Linked DNA regions of Homo sapiens: region 2 is linked to region 1. Evidence: chromatin loops called from intact Hi-C (ENCODE). Cell type or tissue: gastrocnemius medialis. All regions are shown on one strand. Links, peaks and the distances in the headings refer to the core of each region. The heading gives the core; the rest is flanking DNA.

Region 1 (17,354 bases), core at 5,545-8,044:
TCTCTTAAACTGATATGAGTTCTGAAAGGAGCCAGGTCTTTCCTGTGGTTGGGGCTCTGGAGACCATCAGTGACCAGGATGTGGGGAACAGCCAGGTGGACACCAAAAGGCCCGATGGGGTGGCGCTTTCCAGGGCCCCGAGGGAAAGGCACCTCAGCACGACCCTGGGCTGCCCCAGCTTTCTCTGCCCAGTGCCCCATATACTTGTAGGCTGCTGCTGGACACCCAACTCTGCTGGCACAACTGAGGGCATCCTGGCTGGGAAGCACAGGTGGGCTTGGGAGGGATGTGCCCTGGTCAGGGACAGTTACAGCGCCACTGTCTGTGTCTCTAGTGGTGGCACAAAGGCTGAGGAAGCTAGAATTTCCTGTGAAGGACAGTGGAGAACCCAGTGTCCCTCGGGCTGACAAGAACCACTTCCCAAGACCCACAGTGCCTGGAGAGGACATGGGGAAGGTAAGTGCCCGGAAGCCTGGGGTCAAGTCCTGCCCTCAGGGCTGCGGGCAGCCAGGGTGGCATGGTGTGCAGGGAGCTGCCACAGGGTAGGCGGAGAAGCAGCACCTCTCACTTTGTCCCCAGGGGAAGAGTCCAATTTTAAGGGCCGGGAGTAGATGGTTAAAGCCTGTTGCTGGCTTACTTCATTCTGGGAATGCTTTCTGAGAGGTGGGTCGCCGGCCAGAGCTGTCACTCTTGTAGCTTGAGGCCCATCTCCTATCACCTCCCAGTCCAACAGCGAGGCCCATACAGAGGACACCAGTGGGGTTTGGTGAAGAATTGCTTGTAAAAAGGGGCTGTTCCCACTTTCCTCACATAATATAGAAGTGACTTGCCATAATTCCTCTCAGTTATTTCCATTCAAGATAAAAATAGTTGCAAGTTTCTCTGTAACAGCTCAGATGTTCTACAAGCCCCATTGGATGCCACTCTGTGTGGAAATGGTGTGAAAAGCCCCAGTTCAGCAGTCAGTGGGTGCCAGCCACTGCCCCAGGGCCATTCATTAGGAGGGCGATTTGTGGCTTACAGATACATTCAGAAAAGGAGAGCAGCAGGGCTTGGCTGCCTCGTGCGGATGCCAGACTGCGTTTAGTTCATGGGGAAAAATCTGACATTCTCACACCCATTCTAGTAGGTTCGCTTAGTGAAAATTCAATGAAGTAACATCAAAAAGGCTGCCTTTTAAGTCACATGGCTTTTCATTTTATGTGAACCGAAACCATGAAAACGTTTTTTGCCTTTTGTTGAGGTCCAGAATCGCAGTCACTCATCTTAGAACATTCTTGCCTTCCTGAGGGGCTGCACACTTGTCCGTGGGCAGCTCCAGCCGTTCCTGCAGTGGCCGCACAGTGAGAGGAAGGGCTGGGTGACCACTGTCCAGTTGGATTCCAGGGGTGGCCAGCCCTTGGAGTCCATGTCGTCTTCACAGAACTGGGCCTCAGGGAGGAGAGCTTGGCTGAAGGAGTGGGAGTGACAGTTACACATTTTTTAGGCCTAAACCACAGACTTCTTTGGGAAGAAAGGGGTTACGTCTTCCTACAAATTCAGAGCCAGCTGCTCATGCCATGAATGCGTGGTATGACCCGATCTGAGTGTGGATCATTGAGGCGGCCCTCCCATGGCTGACCTGCTCAGCTCTGACAGGGCCCGGGCTGCCTCTGCTAGCCGAGGAGTTACTGAGAATAAGTTGCCGTTACTCGAGCCTTGGTCACTGCAGCACCTTGTCAGGCACTTCAAATCTCATGTCATCCTCACCCACCCTAGGTGGTAGGTGCTATCATTGTTTTTTGGTCCCTCATGAATCTCCTCCAACCCCTGGCATGTCTATTTGGGAATCTTTTTTCCAGGAAAGGAGGCCCAGTGGTGCTAGGCCTCTGAGGCTTCAGTTCATTTAACTCAGAAAAATCCCCCGCCCCATGACTCAGGGAGCCTTCCATGCATTTGTTTCACTTAAGGAAAATGACCCGAGGGTGAGATGGAAAGGGAATTGGCTGTTGCCAGGCAGAGCCCTGTGTGTCAGGGGCCAGCAGCCAAGTGAGTGATCCAGGAAGTCATCCAATTGCAACCAGAAATTGTTCTTAACCCCTCACTGTCTAGGGTGCGTAGTGGACTTGCCAATCTGTCCGAATGGGGTGAGCGTGAGCGCGCTGCTGTTGAGAGCCCTGGGAACTGTCAGTTCTCAGCCAGCCTCAGGGCCCTCAGGGAGCCATTGGACATCCCTGGGGCTGGGCCCGCCACTTGAAGAGAAAAGGGAAAGGGCGAGAGCCAGTCTCCCTTGGTGAAGAGCGCCTCCTTGGCACCCTTGAAGTCTGTGGAGGTGCCTCTGTGTTGGATGTCACATGTGTCCACCCAGGCAGGATCTGCCAGGGAGCAGCGAGGGTCACCTCCCACACCTTGCTGCCGCGGGTCCGGCAGCGGCTCACTCCTGGACGGGACACAGGGTGCCCCCGCTGAAGCTGCTGACGGGCCTTGTCAGGCAGGGGTTAACAGGGGATTTGTTTATTGAATCACCAAGTAGCTGTCACATGATTTTAATCAAAACACCATTTCCCTGACAACAGTGATGTCAGTCTTGTTATTGCAGGAAGGAGCAGCTGTGAGGGACATTCAGTCTCCATGCCGAGCCCAGGTTTGGAGACTAAAATCAAGTGAAGCATCCATAAATAATGGCTACAGACACTGCCTGACTGCGCCCACCCTCCTCCTCTTCCTTTTCTCTGCACACAGTCTGTCCTGTACACACACTGACCCGAGACCAGCCCCTGCGCCACGTCCCAGCTAAGACCATCTTCTGCCTTCCATGCCCCTTCTACTCTTGTTTCTGGTTTTTTCCTGCCTGCCTTATTTTCCCCAAACTCAGAGAGTCCCTTGGGCCCTGAGGGTCTCTGACTTGTGCCTTTCGATGCGGGTCTCTTCTCTGGATTTAATCAGCACCTGCTGGTGAACCAGGCTGTTCTGGGCCTGAGGCTGGAGCCATTCTGCAGCTCAGGAACCTCACTTGTCCTAGAGCCAGCCTCTAGCATCTAGCTGCATGTCCTGTTCCTCCCACAGAGTTAGGCTGGCAGGGCCTTCGCGCTGCCCTGGGGGGTCTCAAGGGCAGCTCTGAGGAGCTCTGCTGGGAGTGTGTGAAGGGGAGGAGCTCCTTAAGGGCCAACCTCTTGGCCAGCGGATTTTGTTCTCTTGAACCCAGAAAGACTACAGGAGATGTGAGTCCAGTCAAACTGAGGACTGATGACAAAGACCAAAGCCCAGGGATGTTCAGTCCCATCCCCAGTGGCTTCCAGCTAAGGCAATTGGACCTTGAAGTCCATGGGGAAGTCAGACGTAGGCTGGTGACAGGGCACACGGGAGCAGGTCCTTAGGCTGACCTCCTGTCAGTGCCCTCTCCACTGTGGGGCCTAGGGGCCGAGCTGTCCGCACAAAAAGACTCCCCCAGGCCTTCCAAGTCTTTTCCACACTGGAGCTTGACCTAACAGTTGGAGATAAAAAAGTCCTCCTACCTGTGACATAGATTCTCAGGGATGTTCTTATGTTTGTGGTACCCATGTCTGATGCCTAGAACTCATTTCCGAAAATTCAGAAATCCTGGGGCAGAGTTCCCAGTTCTTAGCCTGAAGCAGATGCTCAGAACAGCACAACCACCCTTAAGTCAGTGAAGACAGAGCTCACAGGCAAGAAGCAGCCATTTTCTGTACCTAGTGTTGGGGCAGGCAAGAGTTAAAGTAAGATAGGCAGAGTGGGACTCTGTGACAGCCCTCCAGGGGAGTGGGGGTCTTCCAGGAGTGCCAGGCCAGGCTGCATTTGCCCCTCGCAGTAAACCCTGGGGTGAAACCAGCCAGCCTGTGCTCCAAGTTACCACTGGAGACACCAGCCTTTACAATGATTTGCCTGGGTTAGTGGCAGGGCTGAGAGGGCGCCAGGGGCCGAGGCCTCTGTCAGAGGTTCTTTGCTGCCTCCCAGAATGTCCCTGCCTGGAGGGTGGCCAGGTGGTGGCTCCCGGGCTGGGTGGGAGCCGGGCCTTGCTCTCCCAGGCTTGCTCTGTGCCTAGCCCTCCTTGCCTGGCCCTCTCATCCCTGGTTCCCTTCCACTGCCTGCCTGCCCTTCAGCCCTCACTTTGCTGGCACAGGGGCACTGCTAAGCATTTGGGCTCTGTAGCGACTGGAAGGCAGTTCTGGCGGATCCCAGACAGAAGAGACAGGCAAGGCTGTGCGCTCCGGGAGCTATGTGTGGCGTGCTTGGAGGAAAGGGCTTGGTGGGCTTTTCCTCCATTCCATTGTGTCCCACCCCCAACTATGTGGGTGGCCCTGGGGTGACAATGAACAGTCTCCTCAGGGTCTGATTTGTCAGTCAGCCCCACTCGGGGCATTTCACTTTTGGGGAGTGAGGAGCTGGAGCCAGAACTGTCCCAGCCGACCTGAGGAGAGAGTGACTCAGTTCTCCCTTTGAGAAGCTCAATCCCTAATGCCTCATTTTCCTCTGGGCCCACATTTTCTGAGCTTTTCTGCTTATCCAGCTTTTGGGGGCTCGGCTCCAGGGGAAGTCCGCTTCCCATGCTGTGGCTCCCTCCTGTCTCCACCCTCCCAGACACTGTGCTGGCTCGGGGGCTCAGCCCAGCTCATGCTTTCCCTGGGCTTGGAATCTCTCTTTGCCAATTTCAGAGCAGCTCTGAGTCAGTCTGCCCTAGGAAATCCCCCCAGAAACACGGACAAAGGGAGGCAGCAGCAGGAAGGCTTGCTGGAAAGAACAGTGGCCGAGGCGCCTGGCAAGCTCTCTGCCCTGCCTGACCTTGGGTTTGGCCTGAGTGATTTGTGGGCACAGCTTCATACCTGGGGGGAGGCAGGTGTGCCAGTGGCCCCTGTGTCTGAGGGAGGGCCCAGCCCCTTCGCCTCAGTCAGGACCCACATCTGCCTCCTAAGGGACGTTGTCCAGGATGATTCCTGTGCGATAATCCATCGCTCAAGGGCTGCTCAGCTTTTGAAGTCACTGGTGGGGCTGAAATGAGAAGGGCAGAGCAGCCATGTTCTGTGCAGGTGACATTTCCTTTGTAGCCACATAGCACCCAGGATTTAGTGCACAAAGCCCAGAACTTCCTCCCATGGTGCCCACGGGCTGCTGGCAAGCAGGAGGCTCCCTGTCACCTGGATCCACCCAGGGAGGGATGAGAACCCATCAGCAGGGAGGGTCCCTCTGAGCTTTGTTTGTTTGTTTATTTGTTTTTTGAGATGAAGTCTTGCTGTGTCGCTCAGGCTGGAGTGCAGTGGTGCGATCTCAGCTCACTGCAACCTCTGCCTACCAGGTTCAAGTGATTCTCCTGCCTCAGTCTCCAGAGTAGCTAGGATTACAGGCGCCCGCCACCACACCTGGCTAATTTTTGTATTTTTAGTGGAGATGGGGTTTCACCATGTTGGCCAGGCTGGTCTTGAACTCCTGACCTCAGATGATCCACCTGCCTCTGCCTCCCAAGGTGTTGGGATTACAGGTGTCAGCCACAGCACCTGGCCAAGAACTTTTGAGAGAGCAGAGGCTGAGTCAGGGGTTCCTAACTTTGGTCCCTGGTGGGGAGGGGGGCCTCGGGGGCCCAGGAACCAACTCCTGTCCTGAAATTCTGTGTCCGAAGTTCTGGGTCTGTGTACATGCTCTTTGGGAATAGTCCATAGCTTGCATGTCAAGGGGATCTCTGAGTCCTCGATTTAAGATCTAGTGGGGCAGAAAGCAGCTGCTCGCCAGGAACAGAACCTTGGGCCCTGTTCCCACCTGTCCTGCGTCTTGATGGAGAACTTGGGAAGTGCAGGCACTGCTGTCTGGTTCCATCCACTGGGCAGAGGCCCTGGGTTTGGGGTGCAGGCCTCCCTGCTGCTCTCCTTCCCCACCCTGCTGGAGCCTTCGACTCACAAAGGCTGCAGAACTGAAGAGTGTCCTGGGGAGTGCGGGGTTGGGGCCTAGCTGGCCACTGGTCTGTTATTTTGCCTGCGTCCTGGGGCATTGGAGTTGTTTTTGGCAACACAGAATAAGAATGATGGAGAAATCTGGTGGGAAAGGGAAAACATTGTTACTGAAATTTAGTGCTTTCCTTAAAAAAGAAATGAAACTCAGCAATACTGAAATTTTGGGTAGCCAAGGGGTAACCACCAGTTTAAGGCAGAACTGAGCTATTGTCAGCAGAGTCAGGCAGCAGTGGACGTTGGTGGAGAGGGCTCCGCTCCTTCCAGCCTCTGCCAGTGTGGGCCCTGCCGACTGCACCTTCCCACCGCTACCCAGAGACCAGCGGCTCACCCCGCAGGGAGGGAACTGTCAATGTTCTATAGCATGGGCTTAATTGGAATGGTTTGAGTGAAACCAAATTTCAGTCGAGATCCTGCTGCCAGCAAGCTGGATATAACAGTGGCCTTTCACTCAGGGCCTGGCACTGAAACAGGTCCAGGATGCAGGAGAGCAGCTTGGCACATGGTGCCTCCAGCACCCTGAGGGCGTGGAGCTGGGCCTCAAAAGGGTGCCCCGCCCATGTGAGGGAATGCACTGTGTGAGCGCACGTGCAGTGTCGAGGCCTTTGGCAGACCCCAGAGAAGATGTGACATCGTGACTAAGTAGCAGTGTCTTTTGCCTGGCAGCTCGCAGCACCTCCCCTCCCATTTCCAGCCCCTGCCCTGTAGCTGCCTGTCCTCGGGGACCCCTGCATCTGCCTCCCCTCCTCCTACCGCGGCATGAGGCCCTTGCCCAGGCTACCTGGGCTGATGCGCTTTGCCCTGGGACTCTGAGAATCAAGGAGCAGTAATTAAGCAGTGCCCAGCAGGGCCCTGTCCTTGTGCAGGCTGCGGTTAGCAGTGCTTCCGTCAGCGATCTGCAGCGGCTAACGTGTACTCGGGCGATTCAGAGCAAGGTATTATTTACCCTGCTGACGTCAATGAGAACATATTATCCACTGTCCTTTTCTGCAGCCTGAAATGAGCACCAGAACTCAGAGAACACAGCCACCTTCCATACTCTAAAAATTCCACCCAAGGCCCGATGAGGCAAAAACCCTATCGCATTAACCTGACATTCACATCACCCGGGCTCTTAGAAAAGAAGTTGTTTTTATTTTAATTCAAGAGGGTTGGAAACATAAAAACAGTACATTTTCCTTGCAGAAAATTACCCCATTTAAATTACTATTTGGTACAGAGATTATTTATTACACTGCATTTTAGGCAATTTTCTAACATTAAGTGACAAGTTATACTTTTGATTTTTTTTTTCACATTGGAGCTATTATGATTTGCACTCATAATACCAAAGCTACTGAACTCACCAATTTTTTTCTTAGTAATTAAAAAAAAGCACACAGAAAATATAACTACAGTTAGATTAACTTTATCAAAAGTAACTCTTTCAGACCAAACATCCAGCAAAACCACCCACCTCCCTTCAGATATAAGCAAATAATCTTGCCCTTTCTACAAAGTGCAGATATCTCTGTATCCCTTTTATTTCTCAAACTGCAGTCCCCGAAGTGAAGCAAACCTTTCTCTCCACTTCTTTCCCCTTCAGAGATTTTGGTGAAGGCAGGTTTCTCTTACCACCCATGGTGGAAAGGTCTCACCACTTGAATTTCCTTGACTGAGCAAATCTTCTGCAGACAGACACCACAGAGCCAGCAGCAGCCCATTATCTGCACTGGGGAATGTGACATTATTCCATCTGGGGTCATATGTTTCCAGGATGTTGTTTTGTACTTCTATTTTTAAAGCTCCCCTCTACCCACCCACTTTGCCTCTGAAAAGACAGAGTATTAAGTCAAAGTCTGTTATTACTTTTTTAATCCTAAAAGTAATAAGCACTTCTAGTTGATGGGGCTTGACTGTAAGGAAATGTTACGCCCCTCGTTGAGACAAAGGCTGAGTTCATGACCGTTCCTGGGGTGGAATCTGCTGGCCTGCAGTGGTGGCCTGATGCCGTGCGATGCGGCCCCTTGGCAATTGAGGAAGGGGGTGTTCTGTAGGAAACTGCTGTATTGTAACTTGGAAAAACTAGACATCTTTGAGGTGAGCCTAAACTTCTGCAGTTAACTGGACGCTGAAAGGCAGGCGGGTCTGCGGGGTTTTTGTCTCCCTCAGCCTGGTTCAGTGCACGGCCACCTGGACAGCTGCACTGTCACCTGAAGGCGGCCTCTTCCCCAAAGCCAGGCGGCTGTTGAGTGGAGAATAAGGTTGTGGGAACAATATCACATTCACCCTGTGCTTGACCAAAATGGGGGCTTTGTTTATACAGCTGTTTGCTTATGAAAAGAGTCAGATGCTACTGAGGAAAGAGAAGGGAAAGAGAGGGCTTCTTCCAGCACTAGAAGCCAGAGAACCAAAACCAGAAGCCAGTCAACCCAAGCGCGTGTCCCAGCTCCTTCTATCACCAGCTGTGATCTCAGAGAAGTCACAAACTTCCCAAAGCTTTGGTTTCTTCAGCTGTGAAAAATAAGGACAGTATCTCCCCAGCTAATTTCATAGAATTGTTGTGAGGGTTAGAAGAGAAAGTGCTTGGTAAAACTAATGTACAAATATAAGCTATTGCTCCCTTGTGGGTGGGCGAGCAGAGTATCTGGGCAGAACCCATCACAGCTCTCCCTGGGTGGGTCTGCGAGCACTGCTGCCGCCTGGTTCTCTATCTGTGCCCCAGTGTGTGCCTGAGTCTGCTGATAGGTTGAAACCTGCCTGGAGAAGATGTGGACACAAGGTGGGGGTGCACGTAGGATGGCTGTCTTCTAGAATCAGCTAGGCTACCTTAATTAGGACAAAAATGGTAAAATAAGAATGTGAGAGGCTACTGGAAGGTGAGAGGCTCCACTGCTTTCGTTCACCTGCCACCAAGGGCCAGACAAGGGCTCTGACATTACAGGTGCTTCAGACCACACTGTAGAACCTGTCAGAAGGGAGATGATAGAAACTTTAAGAAAATCTCTTTGTCCAGTTTAGAAACAGAGGCAGATGATACTGCTCTTGTCTTTTTTTTTTTTTTTGAGGTGGAGTCTTGCTCTGTCGCCCAGGCTGGAGTGCAGTGGCACGATCTTGGCTCACTGCAAGCTCCACCTCCCGGGTTCACGCCATTCTCCTGCCTCAGCCTCCCGAGTAGCTGGAACTACAGGCGCCCACCACCACGCCCGGCTAATTTTTTGTATTTTTAGTAGAGACGGCGTTTCACTGTGTTAGGATGGTCTCAATCTCCTGACCTCGTGATCCGCCTGCCTTGGCCTCCCAAAGTGTTGGGATTACAGGCGTGAGCCACCGCGCCCGGCTGATACTGCTCTTGTCTTTCATACATTGCTCTGAAGATAAGTTCTATAAAAAAATTCCAGGTCGGGTGTGGTGGCTCACACCTGTAATCCCAGTACTTTGGGAGGCCAAGGTGGGTGGGTCACCTGAGGTCAGGAGTTCAAGATCAGCCTGGACAACATGGTGAAACCCCATCTCTACTAAAAATATACAAACTAGCTGGATGCGGTAGCACACACCTGTAGTCCCAGCTACTTGGGAGGCTGAGGCAGGAGAATGGCTTGAACCCAGGAGGTGGAGGTTGCAGTGAGCTGAAATCACGCCACTGCATTCCAGCCTGGGTGACAGAGCGAGACTCTGTCTCAAAAAAAAAAAAAATTAAATAAATTCCAGAAGCAACAAAATGATCAAAGATCCCTGCCTGTACAATGACTCCAACTTACGAGCTTCCCTGTTCTCCAATTTTCACCTTTCATGTTTAGGCACAAAGAGACCGAGTGGCTCGGGTGGCTTCCCAGGAGGCAGTTAGAGGCAGCCCAGTTTAGGAGTTTGAGTGTAGCAGGTCAGCCCTGGCACCGGTGTCAGCCACTGTTCACAGGGACTGAGACTGTGAAATGACACACTGCATATTGTCTCTATAGGAGGTCGAATGGGAAAAAGTTACCTGGAGTATGAATTTTCTTTAAACCAATAGGGAGCTTAAATGTGACTGTTGATACAGGTTTTAAAATGTAATACAAACATATTTACGAACCTGGGGCTTGACTAGAGGCTGGAGGACCCCAAAAAGGAGCGCCACTCACTCACTGTGTCCTTGCATCCTCAACTGCCCGCATGTCTCCAGAGGCTGCTTAGTGCCCACACGCCTGGGACCAACTGTGACTCCAGGCTGCTGCTTGTCACCTTGCCTTAGTTTCTGGCTGATCACCTAATCACTCTGGAGCTGAGAATATCCTTCTCCCCACATCTAACCCGTGGGCAGAATTCTGTGAGCGTTTCCCTGCCTTTAGGACTGATGACACTCGGTGTGTGGGTGGAGGTGGGGGAGTCGTCAGTCTTATGATGAGTCTCTTCTGCTGGAGACTTTGGTCCACGAGAGAGGGTAGGGGGCAGGGGAGAGGCCGATACTCCTACAGGGGGGGTCCCCCCTTGCTCCCCATCAAAATGCAGAGCACCCCATTACTCCAGCACCAGAGTTGGGAAGGGACACAAGAGGCAAGGGCTGGCTTCAGTCTTGGGCTCCTGTCTGTCCCAACCACTGACTCCAGCATACGGTTTAAACACTTGGGAGTTCTTGATATCTGAGGAAGAAAGGGCCACTGACTTTTTCTTTCCTAGGAGGCAAAAGTGGATGGAAGAGAGAAGGGGTTTGCTCAGATGGGCATGAACAGCCCCTGAGCCCCATCCCCACTCCCCTGGTGGGCCCTGATGCTCTCCCACGCAGGGATTCTCAAGGTGGATGGTGTAGAGAACCATCAGCCTCCTTTTCCCACGGTGACAGAAGGCAGTGCAGGCAGAGGTGGCGAGGGGGCAGCTGGGGACGGTCAGTGTCACCGGGAATGTGAAAGTGGGCCCCCTCTTCCTGTCGGGCTAACATGCTGTTTGCCTTACAGGGACCAGTGTATCAGTTGCGTGGAGATACTAGAGACACACTTGCCCAGCTGGGAATTGCAGAGCTAGTGCATTTCTCCCAAAGCACAGACTAATACCCCAGATTTAAAAAAAGAACATAAAAAATAAAGTACCACACATATTGCACTTTTTGCCGAACGAAATTTTTACCTCACGTTCATCTCACCAAAGTCTCTTCAGAGGAGCCTGGTTTACAGGGTGATGAAGCTGATGATGATACAGTAGTGTACACACTGCTAACGTGAATCAGACTGGAAAGCAAGTCAGTACTTCAGAGTAGCCCCGCAGAAAAAGAGCGATACTAAGCCTTCTTAGTGTTTTGTTTGTTAGTAGTGATGAAGAGAAAACTGCTTGGAAGCTTCCATGGGTCACTAGTTAGGGACAGAGCAGCACAGGTGATCAGACAGGGCTGAGCAAACACCTGACTGACCAACAGAACCAGTCTCCTCAGCAGCTTACATTGCAGTCAATACAGAGGGTTATGGAATTTATTGATTTCTGCTTGAAATAAACAAGATAAGCAAATAGGAGCTTACAACACAGGTCCCAGCAGGAGGGGTCACGCTCTGCATCAGGCCGGTGTCCACGCCGCTGCCGTGTGTGACGGATCCTGATAGGCCTGGCTGCTGTAGGGCACCTCTCGATTTCTCTCTGGGTCCTTAACCTTCCAGTAGCCTCTCTGCAGTCCCTCATCGGCTGGCCTAACCGTCCTGCCATAGCTCCCAGGTCTCCTGGGCTAAGCAGCTCATGGCATTGTTGGGGGGCAGGAGTTTATGTCGATCTGTAACTACACCATTCCTGCAGTTCTGAAATGAGTGGCCCCCATTTTCAATCTGCAGGCATTTTAATATCGCAAATATTGTAGCACTTCTGTAGTATATTTTGGGAAAACGTCTTCCTTCAGTCTAAACAAATCAAGCCCCATTTTATAACTGGCTATTTTGTAAAGACTCAAAACAGATTAGAGATCTTAATGAAATGATCTCTTAAATGAAATGATGTTCTTTATTTCACGAAATCATCAATCTTAAGCACGAGCAGGAATAAACAACTCCCAGAAGAAGCTTAATTCATTCTTCCTGGATTTTCACTGTGTGTTATTAAATCACAAAAATGACAGTCCCCACACTGCCCTTTCCCACTGACACCAAGTCCAACCGTGAGCACAGTGCCTCTGCGAAGCATCCTGGCACCCATGGTGAGCGCTGGCGACCAGGCAGTCTCTGGCCAGCAACAGGGACTGCTCAAGTTACCGACGTTGGTAGGAGCTGGGCTCGCATGGCCAGAATGGAACCCCCTAGACTTTCCACACGTCACCTGCCTGAACGCTAACTACAAAGAGGAAAGGCAACTTAAAGGTGTTTTCTAGATGCAGCATCAGTTAGTCCCTCTCTTTGTGCTTTAAGGAAGATGCTTTGTGCTTAACACATTCATCTGCTGATGGGACAAGCCATTCTAAAGGGCAGAAATGATCATCTTTAGAATTAACACTGACTTTGTAACACCTGGATGTTAACTGTCCAAATGGCAAATTATTCATCATTTCTAGGGATACAGTTAGCTAGCTGTAGCATCTAATTTTTACTTACTTTGATGACTGAATTGTAAGTGTTGGTTAAGTTTTATTAGTAATATAATGTTTGGCAGATGATCTGCTTAAATGGTTAACACATCTGTGGTTCTTTCTTTGAATATTGCTGTAATACTTGAACATTTCATTACAAGTCAAAACTTTAACGAAATTAAGAATGCTGATTCCCACATGGTGGAAAACAAACTCTGAAGTGACTTTGGATTTAGCATTGACATAAATGGAAACTGTTGGTTTCTACAGAAAAGAAAGAATTAAAGCATGATCTGGGGGAAAGGCACCGCACTACCACTTCACATGGGACAGAAAAGTTCATTTATCATGTCCTTAAAATCTCTAAGCCCTATATGAAACTGTCCAAATATACAAAGCTCAATAAACTACTAGCAACATATAGTGTAAGGTCAAAGTAGTTATTACATCGGAAAAGAGACAACAGGTACCCTGGAGACCGACTGCCCGCAAGCCAGCAGTGTCCACGAGAAACTGCAGGAAGAGCCTGTCTTCCCTGGCCCAGGGCTGGTGCTCTTGATGCGTTCTTGAGTTTCTTGCCCCCTGCCTCCACGGTGGCGGGTCTCCTGTCAGTTCCACGTGTGACACCTCTGGAGTCCTGAGTATATTCTGACACTCGGCAACCCAGGGCACCTTCTGAAGGGGTGTGTCACCTGCTTCCGAATGGAGATGAAGGCGGTTTCTGGGGTCAGTACCAGCTGTTATTTAGTGGCCCCTGAAACACAGCTCATGCCCCACTGCTTTGTGATGGCCTTGGGGGACAACTTGCATCAGCAGCTAAGAACTTAGGATTCAATGACAAAGCACAGCTTTCCTTTATTTCCTGTGCATCTGATTTCCTGATGTCTTCTTGATTTGCCTTGTAGCAATATGTGGTTGCTCAGCTTCAGTGAAAAATATATTGCCTTTTCCCCCATATATATGCAATAGCACACACCCTTTCTGCTTTCACCAAGGTTGCCCTTGATAATAAACGGATGTAATCCTGCATAACACCTGGGTCTGAATGTCTTCTTAGGAACACATTTGTCAGTGCTGCCCTCGAGAGCTTGCTCCACTCGACCGAAGGGCAGGAGCCTCAGCCTACAACTATGTTCCAGCACTTGCCACAGAAAACTTTGTGGTGGGGCAGAACCAGGAGGAAGCAACATCCACCCCAGCCAGACCCTCTGATTCCAGTTGGGTGGCTCGATTTCTCCCCGTTAGGGAGAGGGCAAGAAAATAAGCTTTAAATTTAAAAGGCTGGAATAAAAATAGGAACATACACTCTTCCTTCACCTGACCCACCTCAATTCCTGTGCTGAGACTAATTCACCAGGACATACCCGTTGTGTTGTGGATCCACAGCGTCTAGCATTTCACAATCAAAGAGTCCAGGTAGCTCAGAGAGGGCTAGTGGGTCGTAGCTGGAGGGGGCCTCTTGCAGTCCTGGGCTTCTGGGACAGTCTGGCCCCGTTAGGTCGCTCTGCTGGGCTCCATCCACAGGATACTGACAGGGAGTGGGATAGTCTGGCGCAGGGGAAGCAGCGCTTGGCAGCTCACAAGTCTGATAGGAGAACTGTAAGGGGGCTGGGGCAGCTCCTGGCTGTCGTGGTGGTGGAGGGGGTGGTGGCGGTGGCGGCTGCTGCTGCTGTAGCTGCGTGGGCAGAGGAGGAGCAGCCCGGGGACCGGAAGTGGAGGGCAGGGGCTGAAGCTGCATCTCTTGGTACTGGCTGAGGAAAGGGCTGTATTGCATCTGCTCGGAGGAAGGCTCCAGGACGGGGCTCAGGGGCTGGGTCAGGCTGAACGGTGGGGCCTGCTGAGAAGGCGGTGGAGTCTCCTGGCGGGGAAGGGGCAGCTGCTGACTTGGCTGTGGGTAGGAGCTCTCTGCTATCTGCATCTGATTAAAATAGGCCTGCAGTTGAGACTGCTTCTGAAGAAAGAGTCGCTTCTGCTGGAGCCTAAATTGGTAATATCAAAGGAAAGAATTTTAAATCTTCTCAAGTGATGGCAATTTTAATGTAAATGCAATACCAGTCACTAGCTTCAGTCTTCTACTTAAGTCTCTCTCATGTCAGCAAAAACAAGTGGGAATGGGAACCAATTGTGTTGGGTCTCTTAAACCTAATCTCATGTTTTGCCCCCCAGTTCTGATGATCCTTCAGTACTAACGTGAGCAGGAATGCATTTTCTCTGACTCCGAGTTTTTTCCTTTATACAATGAGAGGATGATTTCCCTTCTGGAGAGGCTAGAAGGGGAGATAATCACACCTTGGCCTCTGCAGGTGTCTGCAGTTGATGGATTGATTAGGGTAGGTCTACCTTGGCCAAGCTGCTTCTACTAGCGAGGCTGTGGGCACACATGATAGTAAGGGAGGACGGAAGGCTCCTGTGCCGCCTACCCCACCTCCATACTTTGGGCCACTGACTGTGAAAGCTTGGAGCTAGTCATACCCCAAAGAGGAAACGCTAGAAGAAAAGGAAAACAAAGTACACTGTGGGGCTGCCAGTGCCTGACAGGACCATCCTCCATGGATACTGAGATATCCTCTTAGTAATCGTGCTCAGAGGGCCTGTGACACACGCAGAAAACCTATTTTCCTAGTAGTGGCGAATGTGAGAGGAAAAGGACAACACATTCAGTGTTCTCAAGGCTTCCAGAAAAGGAAGCAACTTCTTTGGCCAAAGTCCCCTTCTCACCTATGTTCCTGCAGCTGCTGCTCAAGGCTCCGCGGTGGTTCTTTGCAATAAAGCTGACAGGTGTTCTGGGCCTTTGACAGAAGGCTGGGCTTCTGGAAGAGCAGAAAAACAACATGAGCGTGACAATGTGCTGTCACCTAGGATGCAGTCATCAGATGTGCTTCTGCCTGCAGGATGAATCTAACTGCATTCTACAGAATCCACACGGGGTGAAGGGACTGACATTTACTCCCTGAGACCCTGAAAGAGCATCGGGCCCGCAGGCCTGGGCCATCTCTGACCTCACCTACTTCCTTTTTCCACTCCATTTCCAAAAGTCCACTAGGACTGTGAGGCTCATGGACATTAAAAAGCAATGAGAAAGGTGGAGTTAGATCTTGAGAGCAAAGGCCCCAGCACCCGCTGAATGAATGATTCATCCTTTACGGGATCTATGCTTTATCGCTTTTTAAGATTTTTATGCACCAACATAGAAAGCCCATGTAGAAATTCTGCAGACTTAAGGTTTTCATTTTATTTGTTACTCATTAAGAGGAATACAATTAGAAAGAAAGAAGCCAGGTCTCCCGTTCCCACCCCTCAGTGGCATATCCTTTCGTGGGGCTTGAGGACAAAGCCTTTCCCACCACCAACACACAGCACAAAGCTAGATCTGAACACGTTTCTAGAAACTCCAAGTACAGAGTCAAAGCTACTTGCCTATAAGGAATCAAGCAGCTACCCTAAATAAATGCCAGGCAAAACACGTTTCTGCTTTGCAGAAGAACAGATTCTGGATGAGCAGAGTGAGGTGGACTCGCAAGGAGAAGGACCCACCTGGAGTCTGTGCTGCAGGTACTGGGTCTCCAGGCTCTGCCGTGGGGACAGCTGGGGATGCACGCTGGCAGGGAGAGTGGAGACGCTTTCCTGCTGCTGAGAAACTTCTTCCTGAGGAGCAAGGGGGTGGAAACAATTTTCAATTCCCCATGGGGAAAAACGTCTCAGTTCTTAGCTGAAGCACCTTTGCAATGTCCAATAGGAATACCAACTCCACTGAGACTTATTAATACTCAAAGCTTTTACAGAGCCAGTAGGCTGAGGGCTCATTACTCTGCAGAACATTTATGCATGTATTATCTCTAGTTAACAATTACCTAGTCAGTACTAGAGCAAAGACTCTTGGTGTCACCAGGAGGCTATGGCCTTCATGTGGGCCTCGAACTATAATCCTCTTGGATGCACTGAAAATAGGCTCAAAATAAAATCAGGTAAGTAGCAGTATTTATTGTATTTTTAGTATGAATAATCCACTTGTAGTATTTACTAAAGTGATACCACATCAAAAGTAGTGGTGAGAAGCTTCTCATTTGGGTGTAGTTCATTTGTGTATTTTTCATTTGGGTGTGTGTGTGGCAGGAGAAGGGGAGTTCAAGGGCGACTGTAAGAGGTCACTCATCTGTACTCTGCCCTGTGAGCCAAAAACAGCTTGAGAGTGTCCAGGCCTCCATCTGGTATTGATCACTTGGAAGCAGCGTGGATGGGTTGAACCCGTCAGTGGCAGGTGGCAGCAACAAGGCAAAGAAGCTGTGGGTTTTCCCAAACAGCCTGTTTGCTCCAGGACTGGAGGAAATCCTCTAAGTGAAAATGACCATCTTCAGGACAAACTCACACCTCATCCTCACAGAGCCATTGAGGGAAGGGCCCAAGGTACCCACCTGAGGGCAGCTGCTAGCAAGGTCCTGGAGCTGAGGAGCCGCCGGCGCCAGGTTAGGGTCTGCCTCCGGTCCTATTTGTTCATACAACAACTGCACTTTGTTCAACTCTAGAATTCCTTTGGTTCTAGCCAGATTCTGAAGATGTTGTCTAAATGCTACAATTCCTGAAAGAAAGCACCAAGACCAAACAGTTTAACTAAAATACAAGGCCTTTCAGTGACCACAGGTGACCACACCAACATGGCAAGAAACTGCTCTCCTACGACGCGAGTTTCAAAAAGCAGAGGAGGAAGTGCTCACCCTGGGTGAGGGAGGTATCTGATGCTCTGCGGCCCTCTCTGAAGCTCACTGGAGACCTGTTGTGGACCTCTCGTTTCTGGGAGCTCAGAGCCTGCATGGCTGGGTTGGTAGGTCTCAGGCTTATGAAGGGAGATGTCATGCGGGGTGAAGGCTGATTGGCTAACATGATGTCCTTAAGGGAAGGGTTGTCTTCCAGAAAGTTCAGGTCCCTCT
Region 2 (15,505 bases), core at 5,837-8,336, 97 kb before region 1:
ACACAGCCTTGAGCTGTTCCCTTGTAAGACAGGCGTTTCTGCCACATGGATTGTATTAGAGCTTTATTCTTTTAATTTAAGGCTCTGATTCCTGTTACAATGGAAATACCCTTGGGCAGGGTAGACTGTTACAGGTCATTTTAATTTTATCTGCAGATATGAGTCTCCTGAGTGCAGGGCATCATTCTAGAGAAGCTGGACAGTCAAAGGGTGGGAAAATACACTGTCATAGGGGGACAGTATGAATTCAGAGTGATGTTATCGGAGCTTTGCTTTAGGAAGAGGTAGTAAAAATGGAGTAGTAAAAAAAAGAGCGTGGACTTTGGAGTTGAGTAGGCCTGCATTCAAACCTCAGCTCTGTTGCTAAACTTGATAACCTTGGGCAAATTAGTTAGCTTCTCTGTTTAATTTCAGTTTCTGTCTGTAAAATGGCACCTACTTTGGAATTATGATATTTGATATTATATCTCTCTGTAGCAAAAATGCAATGTTCTTATGCTTGCACAAGTGTTCTTAATCTGATAATGGTATATTAGACAGATTCCAGGTAAAGAAACCCAATCTCTCCCCTTCCTTCTTTTTATTGTTTCCCATCCTTGTAATTTTATTCCAGTGTCTCCAGACTCATCATTGCGTTTTCCACCCCAGTGACTTCGCTTATATTGGTGACTATGCCTGAACTACCCTTGTGTCTCTTCTCACACTATCAAAATTATCTTCCTCTTTGAAGTGAACTATTTAAGTCCATATTGAGCAGACCTTCCTTTAAGTGTCTTCAGTATTTATCTGTGCAGTTCATTTAGCCATTTAATTTTCTTGGTCTTAGTTAAATATTTCTGATATCATATCTTTCCACATCAAATATGTGAATGCCATGAAGAGAATGACTGCACTTTGTTTCTTTTGTGTTCACCATAGTGTCTAGGACGGTGTCATGTACCCAGTAGTTCACTTTTACATGCTTTCTCAGTGGATAATGAATATTCATCGTCATTGTGGTAATGATGTTGAGAGAAAGCTGGCTAGAAAATCTACAGTGGCCTTTTGCACATTTCTTAGGCTTTTATCACTGGTTGTCTTAGTTAGATCATATTTCCATATTCTCTGCTGTCAGACAGTGTTAAATTTGATTAAATGACTCTATATGAGCTTTACCCGAAAGGTGATGATTTTTCAGGATGCCAGTAGGAGTCACCAAAATGCTGGCTGATAAAAGCAGGGAAAAACAAGTGATTTATGTCTGCTGGGTAGCAGCTGTGTCCAGCCCTTTGAATGCGAGGATTTTTTTGCTTATCTGTGGTGGCAGAATCATGAAAATTAGGCATGGACCTTTAGCTCTGGGTGGCAGGTTTTAGCCAGCCTTTGGCTTCAATGCTAAGTGCTCCAGCCTGTCCCGTTTCTATTGTGCATGGAAACGAGGAAAGTTGTATGACTTTTTTTATTTCACTATTTTCTTTACCTCTGGGCTAATCAAGAATTAGGAGTGAATAAGTGTAAAGGTTCTGTGGTTTGTACTGTACCATTATAACTATATTGCAAAAATAATGTTTTTGCTGCATATTTTTTCATGGTAGGTATTGAGTAGCTATTGAATATCTCATTATTGAACAGGAAGCATTTACAGGGGTACATGCCAAGATTGCCAAGATTTTCTGCCAGAATCAAGATCTAAATTTGGAAGATACATTCAGTGTCACCTCTTTAGTTCTTGAAAAATTCACATTTTTGTTCACTATTTCAAGGTGAATGATACACTTCCAGCTCCAAATCTAGTATATGATTTAGGAGCTACCTAGTCAATGGATGAAACCTTGGAGGAAAAAACAGCTCTTCAGGAGAGAGCTTACAGAAAAAGACTTTTTTCTGACTTTAATTTAATGCTTAAGCAGACTTGCTGGAAGTTTTCCTGTTTTCTTTCTTTTTTAAGAGACTGGATCTTGCTCTGTCACCCAGGCTGGAGTGCAGTGGTGCCATCATAGCTCACTGTAACCTCAAATTCCTGGGTTCAAGTGATCCTTCCACTTCAAGCTCCTGAGTAGCTAGGACTACAGGCATGCATCACCATGCACAGTTAATAGTTTTATTTTTTCTAGAAACAGAGTCTTGCTGTGTTGCCCAGGGTGGTCTCAAGCAATCCTCCCATCTTGCCCTCTCAAAGCTCTGGGATTATAGACATGAGCCACCATGCCTGTCCTCCATCTGTTATCTTTGAAAACATAGATTGGTCATTGATTTTTTTCCTAAGCAGTAATATAGTCAGTTCTGCTACAATAAGATATAAAGTTATGAAAAATTAATATGTGGTAAAAACCACAAAGCTTATTGGGAAAACGGAGTTAGGGACACAATACTTAAAAAACTTTGTCAGTTAAAAAAGAGATTAAAAATTAGCCATGCATGATGGCTCATGCCTATAATTCTAGCACTTTGGGAGGCTGAGGCAGGAGGATAGCTTGAGGCTAGGAGTTTGAGACAACATAGCGAGATTCAGTCTCTACAATAAAAAAAAAATAAATTAGCCAGGTATGGTGGCTCATGCCTGTAGTCCTAACTACTCAAAGGCTGAGGTGAGAGGACTGCTTGAGCCCAGGAGTTTGAGGCTACAGTGAGCTACAGTCATGCCACTACACTCCAGCCTGGACAACATAGCAGGACCCTCTCTCTGAAAAAATAAAAATTAAAAAAAGATTAAAAATGGTAGCATGATTTTACATATGTTAAATGGTTAAAAGTGCATAAATACTACAATAAATGTGGCTGTTTACTTTGCAGAAGACTTGAAGTTTGCTTGTGGCCTGGTATTGGAAGGATTGCAGCTTGTAGTAGTAAAAGGATTATCTGAAATCTTACAAAAGTTATAATAGCAAAGGTGAATGGGTGGATGTGGCTTATAACACAGTGAACTGAGAAGGCCAGTAGATATATTTGTGTATGTATACACTATGTGTATTCCTATGCTGATTGGTTCCACTGAGTGTACTTTTCTGCATTCACCTAGTGTTTCCTGTGAATTAAATGACATAATCAAATGCAAAAATTAAATTACGCTCAAAGTGTTCCCTAATATATCCCTTTGTTGGAAAAAATTTGCATTTTTGAAACTAGTATTAGAACAGAATTGACTGTATATCAGTTCAAAATATTCTTTATTTCATTCTTCTTTATCCCTGCTTTTCCAGTTTAACCAGTAAAAAGAATCATAGATTTAGAAGGGAACTTAAAATGTAGTCTGTGATCTTTTTATTTTATGGATGAAAGAACTGAGATCTAGAGAGATTATAACTTGATAAAGATTAGCCCTAGGATAAAAGGCTTGGTTTCAGGATTCTTCAATATTATTTTCATACCACCTCTTTCTTGTTTTTGTGTGATAGCTAATCATTCTTTGATGTTACAAGGCCAAATAGACATTAAGTAGCTGAGCATTGCTTTCTGTTTGTTTGTTTTGTTTTGTTTTTCAGAGGCAGGGTCTCACTCTGTCACCCAGGCTGGAGTGCAGTGTCATCATCATAGCTCACTATAGCCTCGAACTCCTGGGCTCAATCGATCTTCCCACCTCAGCCTCCTGAGTAGCTGAGACTACAGGTGCTGTAAAGACCCTGTCTCTATGGAGAATTAGGCTGGCATGGTGGCTCACACCTGCAATCTCAGCACTTTGGGAGGCCGAGGTGGGAGGATCACCTGAGGTCAGGAGTTCAAGATCAGCTTGGCCAACATGGTGAAACCCCGTCTCTACTAAAAATACAAAAATTAGCCAGGCATGATGATGTGCACCTGTAATACCAGCTACTTAGGAGGCTGAGGCAGGAGAATCACTTGAACCCAGGAGGCGGAGGTTGCAGTCAGCCGAGATGGCGCCACTGCACTCCAGCCTCGGTGACGGAGCGAGACTCTGTTTAAAAAAAAAAATTTAAATTAGCCACTACCCCTAGCTAATTTTTAAATTTTTTGTGGAGAGAGGGCCTCACTGTCTTGCCCAGGCTGGTCTCGAACTCCAGGCTTCAAGTGATCCTTCTGCCTTGACCTCCCAAAGTGGCGGGATTACAGGTGTGAGCCACTGTGCCCAACTCATTACTTTTTTAAAAAATTACTTTCCATTTCTAGTTTATATATGACAGGTACTTACTTTAAGTAGTAAATATTATGTTTAACAATAAATAAAAATGATCAGGATTTCCCCCGACATGCTTTCCTTTCTTCTCTTTTTCTTCCTTTCTCTCTCATTTTATCCCTTCTCCTGCCCTTTTTGGAAGTCCTTATTGGAGGAAAAAATAACTTGCCCTATTTGTTTCCTCACTAATTGTTATCAGTCTCGGGTATCAAGGCAAGCAGATTCAAATTGCTGTAATATATACAGTGCAATTAGATTAGAGTCTACTAAGAATTTAATTGGAGAATGTTCAAAATACTTCTCTAAAGTTAATTTTTTTAGTATTCATTATGTTGGCATTTAGAAATTAATTGATGTTTCCATGATCTATAATGATTGAATGAACAAAAATTTTTACCTGTGAGTTTAGATTTTTACAGTGCAATGAATTTTTTCTTGTGAGTTTAAAGATTCAATCAACAAATATGTATTTAGCAAGGCTATATGAGAGACAAAAAACTAAGACAGTCTGTGGCTCTGGAGGACAACTACTTTTTAAAATTTAACTGGAGCATATCTAAAAGAGGAAATGAAAAGACAGAAAAATACTTGAAATTTTTCCCTTTCAGATGTTTCCTCCCAGGCCTCCATGTTCTTATTTCAATAAAGGAAATATCATGGGAGGATATTGATGATTGGCTATTTGATAGTGGCAAGAGCATTGACTGGAAGTTAGGAGAGTCTGATTCTTTTCTGGAATCAAGTGAAATGTATTTTCCTTTTAAATGACTGGGAATTTCTAAGACCATTGACATTTCTTTGCTTCCCTTTCCAATTTGCTGAAACTACACCTGAAATCCAACTGGAGTGTTTATATTTTAGCTTATCCCATTACCTATTTTCCTGTCAAATATTTTATGGCAGCACAGTTTATCTTGAGACATGTGTCCTGAGCCGGGGCCCTCATGACCAGAGATGGAAGTCTACATGCTGCTTCTGTCCTGGAAGAGATGAGTACTGTTAGAGGCTTACTCTGTGCTGTGTCCCGCTCCAAGAGTGTGATGCTGGTGTTTGAGAGTTGAGATGATGTCACTGAAGACTGCAACCCTGACAAAGTTTCTGTTACAGCTGATGAGGAAAAGCTGTGACAATATTTATTACTACCCAGCTCTCCTTAGCTCACTCTTCCCCCGACAAAATACACATCTTTTATTATTGGGATCTCAACCTCTGTTTCAGGCCTTCTATTTCCTTTGAGAATGTGTAGTTTTGTTTACATCTGGAGTGGTATTAAATTGTTATCCTTAACATATGCTTGTTTATAAGATGTAAACAATGTGATATTGATGATGGATAAATTGGCTTGAATTCCCCCGCTATTACCTTTTTCTCTTTTGGTTTAGAGGTGCTTATTTGTTCTTCTCTAAAGCTTCTAGTGGGTTGAAACAGAAAGAAGTCACATTTCTTTCAAAATGAGTCTTAAATGCTTGTGTTTTACAAAATTTTAAATTAAGGCATATTTTTAGCTTCGACAGCTGGTTGATATGTAGCCTGTGACTAATGAAATGAAACACATTTTTGTTTCATGATCATGTGTTAATGTCACCCTACAATTTTGTTATTTTTGATGCAAGAAAGAATGATTAAATCTGAAGAAACAAAAAAAATGGGCTCTTTGGTTATACTTTAAGGCAGATTTAAATCCAGTCTTTTGATTTTTGAATTGTAGATGATGTGGTTATGATCTCAGATTTTGCAGTGTGAGATATTTATAAAATTGAGAGAATAAATTTATTCTCTCTGGTTGTAATTCAAGTCATGTTACTTTAGCTTTTAGACCTATGGGGCAGTAGACAGTTGGTGTTTTCAGGGATATAAACTGAGGACTCTCAAGCTAAAAATAGTCACAGTAAAACAATATATATAACATGATCCAGATCTTGTAAAGAAAAATCAATATCTGCAGAGAAGTTCTGGGATATACACTAATAGGCTGATGGTGATTTTCTTTGGGTCGGAGGACTGTAAGTGATTTTGTAAGATGTTTTTTGTAATAAATAATGTTTTAATTTCATCATGGAAAAAAAATAACTGTAATGGGGGCTGTCACTGTGAAATCTTTGATACCCCTACCAAGAAGATCTGTGGTGGACTTGAGCAACATTCAGTGTGTTTTCAGTTGACCTCGAGTTTCTCTTCCTTGAACATAAGGACTTTCAACTCAAAATTGGAAGATAAGTGTTCTATCAAGTAATTTTTCCCTCTTTGCCTTCAGGCCTCTTCTTAAGTCATTTTAGTCATATTTAATACTATCTTTGCTACTCTTTCCACAAATTATATCTTGATTACTTCAAAAAAATAGATGTGGTTTACCAATTTACAAGCTCCAAGGAACGCTTTTTGTTAGAAACCTAGGACTAAAGAGGATGCCGCAGTGCACAAGGCAAGTACGTTATTAAACTCTTCCAGGCAGAAGTGAGTTAAGGAATTAAATACAAATTTAAATAAAGTTAATTTTCTGGTTGTTGGGGTTTGGACAGAAAGCCTTGTCTGTCCCGTAATCATGCTCAAGACTATCCATTGGCGGTGTAATTCCAACAGTTTTGAATCACTGGCTCAAGAAGACAATGATGTATAAATATTATCAGCACAACCATGTTCATCTCCTTTTTTTTTGATGGAGTCTTGCTCTGTCACCCAGGCTGGAGTGCAGTGGCGCAATCTTGGCTCACTGCAACCTCCATCTGTCTGGTTCAAGCAATTCCCCTTCCTCAGCCTCCTGAGTGGCTAGCTGGGGTTACAGGTGCACACCACCATGCCTGGCCAATTTTTTTGTATTTTTAGTAGAGACAGGGTTTCACCATGTTAGCCAGACTGGTCTCAAACGCCTGACGTCAGGCAATCTGCCAGCCTTGGCCTCCCAAAGTGCTGGGATTACAAACGTGAGCCACCACGTCCGGACTCATCTCTTATCTTTAGGCACCTTTTTTTTTTTTTTTTGGAGACAGAGTCTCTCTCTGTCACCCAGGCCAGAGTGCAGTGGCATAATCTCAGCTCACTGCAACCTCCACCTCCCTGGTTCAAGGGATTTTTGTGCCTCAGCTACCGAGTAGCTGGGATTACAGGTGTGTGCCACCATGCCTGGCTAATTTTTTGTATTTTTAGTAGAGACAGGGTTTCACCATGTTGGCCAGCCTGGTCTCGAACTCCTGACCTCATGTGATCCACCTGCCTTGGCCTCCCAAAGTGCTGGGATTATAGGCGTGAGCCACTGTGCCTGGGCATCTTTTTTGTTCTTAATCACTGTTAAGTGTTTCTTACTCTTTTCATTCGTTGGTTGATTCAGCCATTCATCCAACTTTTTATTGTCTCTATGTGCTGAAAATAGGTGACAGAAAGCATAATCTCCTTCTTTTGAGACTTTCACTCTTATTGCCCATCTCGACCCACTGCAACCTCCCACTACCGGGTTCAAGTGATTCTCCTGCCTCAGCCTTCCAAGGAGCTGGGATTACAGGCATGCGCCACCCCGCCTGGCTAATTTTGTATTTTTAGTAGAGACAGGATTTCTCCATGTTGGTCATGCTGGTCTCAAACTCCCGACCTCAGTTGCTCCGCCCACCTCAGCCTTCCAGAGTGCTGGGATTACAGGTGTGAGCCACTGTGCCCACCAATCTCCTGTCATTTAAGAAAAGTCCCTTATAAGAAAAAAAGGCAGAATTATGGGGAAAAGAAGGAATTGAAAGAAACAGAAACAATGTAGGAAGCAGAAATATTTCCTGATAGATTAAAAATTTGGGGTTCATAAAACAAAAACATATGCTCTTCATATTATTTGTGCTTTTAAAAGAGAACAATCAGGAAATAAGAGCTGCTAGAAATTAAAAATAAAGGAGATTTTTAAAGTCAGTAGAATGATTAGAGGATAAGTTTGAAGAAATCTTCCAGACTATAATAATACAAAACAAATCAAAAACAAAGAGATAGAAAATAGAAAAAGAACAATAAAATCAGAATCCAGAATTTAGCTAATAGGAGATCCAGAAAGAGAAAACAGATGAGACGGAGGAGAGGAGATTGCCAAAGGAATCATGTGAGACTATCCCCAGAACTGAAGGATATCAGTTTTCAGATTGCAAGAGCCTGCAGAGCGTCCCTGAAATGATGAATGAGGAAAGATCCATACCAAGATATATCAAGTACCAAAAGAAGTTAGTGTATGTTACTATTTGATAATTGAAAAATCAAAAGCTACCAGGAGAGGTGAGGATTGTTTGAACCCAAGATAGTGCCACTGCACTCCATTCTGGGAGACAGAGTGAGACTCTGTCTGAAAAAAATAAAAAAACCTACCAGGAGAAAAAGCTGGAAGAGTTGAGTGGTTGTCTCTGGGAAGTTGGACTGGGGAATCAGGAGGGTACTGCTGTTTTTCATAATAAGCTTCTTGTACTAAGTTTTTTTTTGTTTTTTTTTTTTAAACTCTGGATATATTGTTTATTTTGTCATCCAGGCTGAGTGCAGTGGTACAGTCACAGCTCACTGCAGCCTCGACCTCCCTGACTCAAACAATCCTCCCACCTCAGCCTCTCAAGTAGCTGGGACTATGGACCTGCACCACCATACCCAGCTAATTTTTTATTTTTTTGTAGAGACAGGGTCTGGCAATGTTGCCCAGGCTGGTCTCAAACTCCTAGACTGAAGTGATCCTCCCACCTTGACCTCCCAAAGTGTTGGGATTACAGGCATGTGCCACTGCACCTGGCCGCATATTATTATTATTATTATTATTATTATTATTATTGAGACGGAGTTTTGCTCTTGTTGCCCAGGCTGGAGTGCAGTGGTGCGATCTCGGCTCACCGCAACCTCTGCCTCCTGGGTTCAAGTGATTCTCCTGTCTCAGCTTCCTGAGTAGCTGGGATTTCATGAAGGCATGCGCCGCCATGCCTGGCTAGTTGTGTATTTTTAGTAGAGATGGCGTTTCTCCATGTTGGTTAGGCTGGTCTCAAACTCCTGACCTCAGGTCAGGTGTTTCCTGGTGATCCGCCCACCTTGGCCTCCCAAAGTGCTGGGATTACAGGTGTGAGCCACCGCGCCCGGCTGTATATATTATTTTGATAAACCTAAAGGTGAATTTAGAAAAGGACATAAATCTTGCCCTCAGAGTCTAGTAGAAGAAACAAACTTAAAATGTTATTAAACAGTGTACTGAGTGCCATAATGTGCATAGAGAAGGTGAGAAAACTCTTCGTACTTCAGCCTCACATAAGAGGTAGCATAGGAGTTGAGTCTTAGAGGCTGATTAAGAATTTTCTGGCTGAGGAAGGGGAAATTGACATTCCAGTCAGAAGGAACAGCTTTTGCAAAGGCCTGAAGTATGAAATAACATTGAATATTTAGGGGAAATTAAATGGCTTGAGGTTTCTAGATTTTAGTTAATTGAGCAGGAGCATTTCTCATTTCTTCTCTGTTTCATTGTTCTCACATATTTATGTATGTGACGGTGTTCTCTGGCAAATTTTACATTTGTTTAAAGACAAGGGTTCATGTTTGTCATTAATCTTTCAAACCTTCACAATGCCTGGCATAGGGATTATACACAGCAGGTGATTTTTAAAAATTTAAGTGAAATACTCAAATAGCCCTTCATTTAGTCTTTTTGAGCTAAAGAGAGGCCTCCCCAAACCTTGTTAATAGTAGAAATTTGGACCAATTAGGACTCAAGCACTACCATTTTTCAAGGTTGTTTGTAGTCCAGTAAGAGTACCAGGTTACAAGCACCTGGAGAACAGGGATCATGTCTAGCTTTCTCCTGTCGTTTGTTTCTAATGTAAATTGACAGAGGTTGGTATTTGGCAGATTTGTGTCCTCACTGGTTTCCTGTCAAGTTTGATATGTTGCAGGAAGATGGAATACTTTTCTTTTAGCTATGATAGGTCTATTTCACACAGATGTTTCCGAATTCTCTGTTCAGGGTCATTTATGGAAACTAATTCAAAGCCTGGGAGCCATGCCTTCCTCATGCAACTTAATAAAATTTCATAGGTTGATGCAAATATTAACCTGGGTAGAACTTTATCTATTGAATTTATATTCTTCTGAATGGGTGATGAAAATAACTGTGAAAAGGTTTGCGTTTAAAAAGACATTCCCTCTTCTTAGATTGTAAAGTATATAGCAGGAACTGATAATAATGCAAACTAACTGATTAAGCACAGAAATTACGGTAGGAAAAGATTTTATAAGCATGTTTTGCCAACTCTGGATAATTGAAAATTAACTTCCCATTACTTTTTACTTACGCTTTGGTATAATGGCTTTATTCTATTGGCTGAATGCCACTCAAAGTTTATACATCTGATATTGTCCATCATAAGTTGGAAGCTCCTAAAGGGAAGATATCTATCCATGTATTTGTCTTCCTCTGGTCCCCTTTTAAACTGTAATAACAATATACAACCCGTAAAGAAAAAAATGGAGATTTTGACAAAAATGGTGACTATTTGTATATATGTCGACTTAACTCCAAAGTAGAAATTCTCTAAAATTTGTGTGATTTTTCTTTTGTTTCCTAATTTAGTACTTAACAGGACTTTCTTAATGGTGGCAGTGATAGTGACTTTAGTCATAAATACTAGTGAATTTCATTCTGTATCATAGATGCATTCTTAAAATATTTTATATACACTGATATTTTAAAAGTCCGATTTATGAAAGAAACCCAGAATTTGTTATTGTAAAACAGAAGAAATCAAGCGATCTCCCATGATTTCTCAGATTTCTAAATCTGCATTTTTGTATAAAGTAGTTTGTTTATTTTGAGATATGTTGTTGAGAACTAAGAGATATCATCCAGTTGGGCTTCACTGAGTTGCAGTACCACCATCCTGGGTGTTCACCCTTATGTACTGATTTCACAAGGGGGACAAATAGTTGCAATTCACATAACACCTCTCATCAATTGGTAGTGGCTTACTGGAGCCTGGGATGAAAGAGCATGATGACATTGAATCCAAGCTCAGTGGAAGAGTGCCACAATTGATTGGTGATGTGGAATGTGAACAGTGGGAAGGGAAACAACCATTGGAGCTTTCTTTATTTACCATCACCTAACTTCAGGATAGATCTGTGTGGTGATCTAGGCTCTGTAGATAAGACATGTGACCTTTTCCCAAGTCAGACTTTTTATATTGCTAAAGCTCTTAGAGATGAAGAAGCACTGTAAAAATTCAGAATTTTTCAGGCATGTAAGCCCACAAAATTTCTGTAACCTTTCCATATTTAACATTGGCTTTAAATAGCTCCTTGACATCAACAAATTGAGAGAATTGAATGATCTTATTTTGCCTTTGCCATTTGTGACACGTTCAGTCACAAATGTAACTGTGTTCAGTACTAAAAGCAAGACATAGACTTTCTAATTGCTCAAGACTTGGCAGTGTAAAAGCAAATCCTGTATATTTGTTACCTCCAGCACAGGGCTTTTAATATGGAAATGTATGTAATGATGAGCAGCAGTAGTTTAGAGAAGAGTAGAATCAGCAAAGGGGAGTATATTTGCAATTGTGAGGAAATTGCTTTCTCTACAGTTGCTTTCTCTAGAGTTGAGGAATTGCTTTCTCTAGAGTTGAGAGGGATCTTAGTGGTTTGCACTCCAAACCTTTTGGAAAGGTGGTAAAATCTCTGAGCCTAGGTTAAGCTACTTCCCTAAATCACAGAGCTAGAGGCAGAATATTCAGCGGTCCCATTTCCTGATGCAAATGAAAATATTAGCTAGATTTAAATAAAAAGAGCACTTAGTCGGAGGCAGAAAATACAGAGCTTCTTTTTTATTTTTGTTTTTGAGACAGAGTTTCAGTTTTGTTGCCCAGGCTGGAGGGCAATGGTGTGATCTCGGCTCACTGCAATCTCCGCCTCCCGGGTTCAAGCGATTCTCCCGCCTCAGCCTCCTGAGTAGCTGGGATTACAGGAATGTGCCACCGTGCCCAGCTAATTTGTTGTATTTTTAGTAGAGACGAGGTTTCTCCATGTTGGTCAGGCTGGTCTTGAACTCCCAACCTCAGGTGATCTGCCCACCTCAGCCTCCCAAAGTGCTGGGATTGCAGGCGTGAGCCACTGTGTCTGGCCTGTTTTTTTTGTTTGTTTATTTTGTTTTTTGAGACGGTGTTGCATTGTCACCCAGGCTGGAGTGCAGTGGCATGATCATGGCTCACTACAGTCTCAACTTCCTGGACTCAGGTGATTCTCCCACCTCGCCCTCCTGAGTAGCTGGGACTACAGGTGCACACCACCACACCCAGCTAAATTTTTGTATTTTTTGTAGAGACGAGGTCTCACTATTTTGCCCAGGTTGGTCTTAAACTCCTAGGCTCAAGCAGTCTGCCCACCTTGGCCTCCCAAAGTGTTACAATTACAGGTGTGAGCCACAGCACCTGGCCTTTTTTTTTTTTTTTTTTTTTGAGACTGAGTTGTGCTTTGTCACCCAGACTAGAGTGCAGTGGTGCGAACACAGCTCACTGCAACCTTGACCTCCCAGGCTTAAGCGATCCTCCTGCCTCAGCCTCTCGAGTAGCTGGAACTACAGGCACGTGCCACCGTGCCTGGCTAATTTTTGTATTTTTTGTAGAGACAGGGGTTTCACCCTGCTGCCCATTGCTGGACTCAAACTCATGGGCTCAAGCAATCTGCCCACCTTGGCCTCCCAAAGTGCTAGGTTTACAGGTTTGAGCCACTGGGCCCAGCACAGAGCATTATTATAGTCTGTTTTTCTATTGCTGTCATTTTGGAGCATTAGCCACTTCTAATGTTTGTTTTATGGGTGCTTGTTGATATAACCTGTATCTATCTCGAAGTCCCTCAAGTGGGTATTAATGCAGTGTGATTTCTGCCCAGTGCTCTGAATGTCAAAGTGAAGAAATTCAGAGAAGCCTGGGTAGCCGGGCGTGGTGGCTCACACCTGTAATCCCAGCACTTTCGGAGGCCGAGGCAGGCGGATCACAAGGTCAGGAGATTGAGACCATCCTGGCTAACACGGTGAAACCTCGTCTCTACTGAAAATACAAAAATTAGCTGGGCGTGGTGACAGGCGCCTGTAGTCCCAGCTACTCAGGAGGCTGAGGCAGGAGAATGGCGTGAACCCGGGAGGTGGAGCTTGCAGTGAGCCGAGATCGTGCCACTGTACTCCAGCCTGGGCAACAGAGCGAGACTCTATCTCAAAAAAAAAAAAGAAGCCTGGGGAAACAGCGGAAGTCACTATGACTCTTAGCCAAATGCCTCGTCATCTCATTAGTGACACACATGAGTGGACCATTTCTGTAAGAACAGATTCCCACTGTTCCTACCTATGATTCAGCAAAACTACAGCCAAGGGAATGGGCTTGGCGGAGTCATTGGGAAAAGAAGACCCTGTCGAGCTTGACTCTAGTCTGGCATGGTAGAGAGACATGAGAAATGTAGAATAAGCAGGAGGCCCCAGGGGTTGGGGATGATCTCCAAGGGGCTCTGGCTTTTGGTGCTGCTCTGGGGACAGTGCCAAGTAGGATGTTTGACTGGGGCAGTACACCTGTCAAACAGTAATGCAGGTGTGTTAAGGTGAGCTCAAGGAGGACAGAAGCCTCCCGTGGAGCAGAAGGGGAAAAGCCCACTTGATCTTGTACAAATACAGAGCATGAAAGTAGGACCTTATAGGAAAAAAATACTGATAATCCATTTTCAAATATGTAGAGCATATGCAATAGGATTTCTTTTTACTTTTTAAAAAATTTTATTTTTAGAGACAAGGTCTCGCACTCTTGCCCAGGCTGGAGTGCAATTGTGCAATCATAGCTCACTGCAGTTTCAAATTCCTGATATCAAGCAATCCTACCACCTCAGCCTCCCGAGTAATGAGGATTACAGGTGCACACCACCATACCTGGCTTGTGTGTGTGTGTGTGTGTGTGTGTGTGCGCGCGTGTTTGGAGACAGGGTCTCACTATGTTCCCAGGCTGGTCTTGAACCCTGGCCTTAAGTGATCCTCCTACCTTAGCTTCCCAAAGGATTACAGGTGTGAGCCACAATACCTGGCCCTACATTTGTATTTTTTATAGTAAAAAAGTTGTGGCTAAAATGGAGTCAAAAAACATCTTAGAACTTCTTTACATGCAGAAAGTTCTGGAAGGTTGCAGAACTGGACTTGATTATCTCTAACATCTTGTCTGTGAATTGAGAAAGGCAAGAAATACCAATTGGGAATTTGAGTTAATGCTATGGTTTGTGTCCCCCAAAGTTCATGTATTGGGAACTTGATCCCCAATTTGTCAGTGTTAGGAGGTGGCACCTAATGGAAGGTGTTTGGGTCATGGGACATCTGCCCTCATGAATAGATTAATGCCATTATTGCCGGAGTGGTTTATCTCGAGAGTCAGTGCCTTGTAAAACAATGAGTTCATCCCCTTCTTGCTGTCTCTTGCCCTGTCTTTGCCCTTCTGCCATGTGCTGCCTTCTGCCATGAGATGGCACAGTAAGAAGGCCCTTACCAGGCGCCGGCACCTTGATTTTGTACTCATCAGCCTCCAGAACTGTAAGGAAGTAAATTTCTTTTCTTTATAAATTATCCTGTCTCAGATATTCTGTTATAGCAACACAGATTGGACTAAGACAGTTGCTCTTAAGTGTGATTCTTCTGTTTATTTCCTTTGGATTCTGTAATCCCTTTCCCAATAGCAGGAATGCAGTCATGGATCTGAATAGAGTCATATATTTTGATGGCACAGTGAGAAGGCCCTTACCAGACACCAGCACCTTGATTTTGTTTAGTAGATTTATTACGATATGATGTGATCTTTATTGTATGGTATTATGGAGGAAATAGATTGTCCTCCAGGGGCTAGAAGCTAAGGGAAGAAATTCTTGGCACTTACAAATAAGCTGGTCATAGTTTTGAACAGCGTGGTGTTGGAAGTTGTCCAGCATCCTGGTGTGGCTGGTCACCATTCTTTCCTTCCGCAAATACTTTTTGACTGCCTGAGATATGCCAGGTACTGTACCAGGCACCAGGTGTATTGTGCTTATAAAGACAGATTCAGTTCTTGCCTTCACAGAGCTTACAAGGTTCAGCTATAAGAAGGCTTGGGCCTTGCTGCAGTTGCTCACAGAGGGATTTGAGGAGATGTGATGAATCAGAATTTATTATGTGTTTGGAAGGAAGACATTCTGAATGCTGCTTAAAAGCTAAGTATTAAATTAATAACATATGTCAGCCATTGTGGCTGCTGGATAGTCTCAGTTATGACCAAATTTTACTTAGCTGTGGGCAAACTGTCTAAACAGTTTTTTCAGCTTTAATCCTCCCACTTGCCTAGGAGTTTACAGGGCAGTTGATTTAGATTGATCTTTCACATTATCCCCTTGGACTCTTAGAGGATTCATGATGAC

The links. A loop is a pair of places that touch in the nucleus more often than their neighbours do. Peaks named below come from ENCODE experiments on the same cell type or tissue, not always from the same donor. Only the 100,000 strongest peaks of a DNase experiment are listed, where the experiment ranks them.
Region 2: a loop joins it to region 1, with 2.5 times the contacts of the local background. A loop is called at or near these places in 1 of 110 quality-filtered maps.

Annotation. Positions count from the first base shown.
Region 1 is chr11:111,720,550-111,737,903 of GRCh38, reverse strand. SIK2 (salt inducible kinase 2) reads right to left here. Exons shown (of 15, transcript NM_015191.3): 11 at 17,142-17,354; 12 at 16,842-17,005; 13 at 15,964-16,074; 14 at 15,148-15,239; 15 at 7,049-14,408. The coding sequence ends at 13,775. PPP2R1B (protein phosphatase 2 scaffold subunit Abeta) reads left to right here. Exons shown (of 15, transcript NM_002716.5): 15 at 1-27. Among named protein-coding and RNA genes, the nearest start is that of PPP2R1B, 37 kb to the left of the region's middle. RefSeq lists enhancers at 2,224-2,860, 4,441-5,257, 14,062-14,597. In gastrocnemius medialis, for the core only: no CTCF peak of the experiment used is centred there; DNase peaks (open chromatin) are centred at 5,825, 6,493 and 6,823; H3K4me3 peaks cover 607 bases; H3K27ac peaks cover 2,500 bases.
Region 2 is chr11:111,819,453-111,834,957 of GRCh38, reverse strand. The region is part of intron 13 of ALG9 (ALG9 alpha-1,2-mannosyltransferase); the gene reads left to right. Among named protein-coding and RNA genes, the nearest start is that of ALG9, 44 kb to the left of the region's middle. RefSeq lists enhancers at 5,117-5,256, 5,575-5,694. In gastrocnemius medialis, for the core only: no CTCF peak of the experiment used is centred there; a DNase peak (open chromatin) is centred at 6,917; H3K4me3 peaks cover 652 bases; H3K27ac peaks cover 2,306 bases.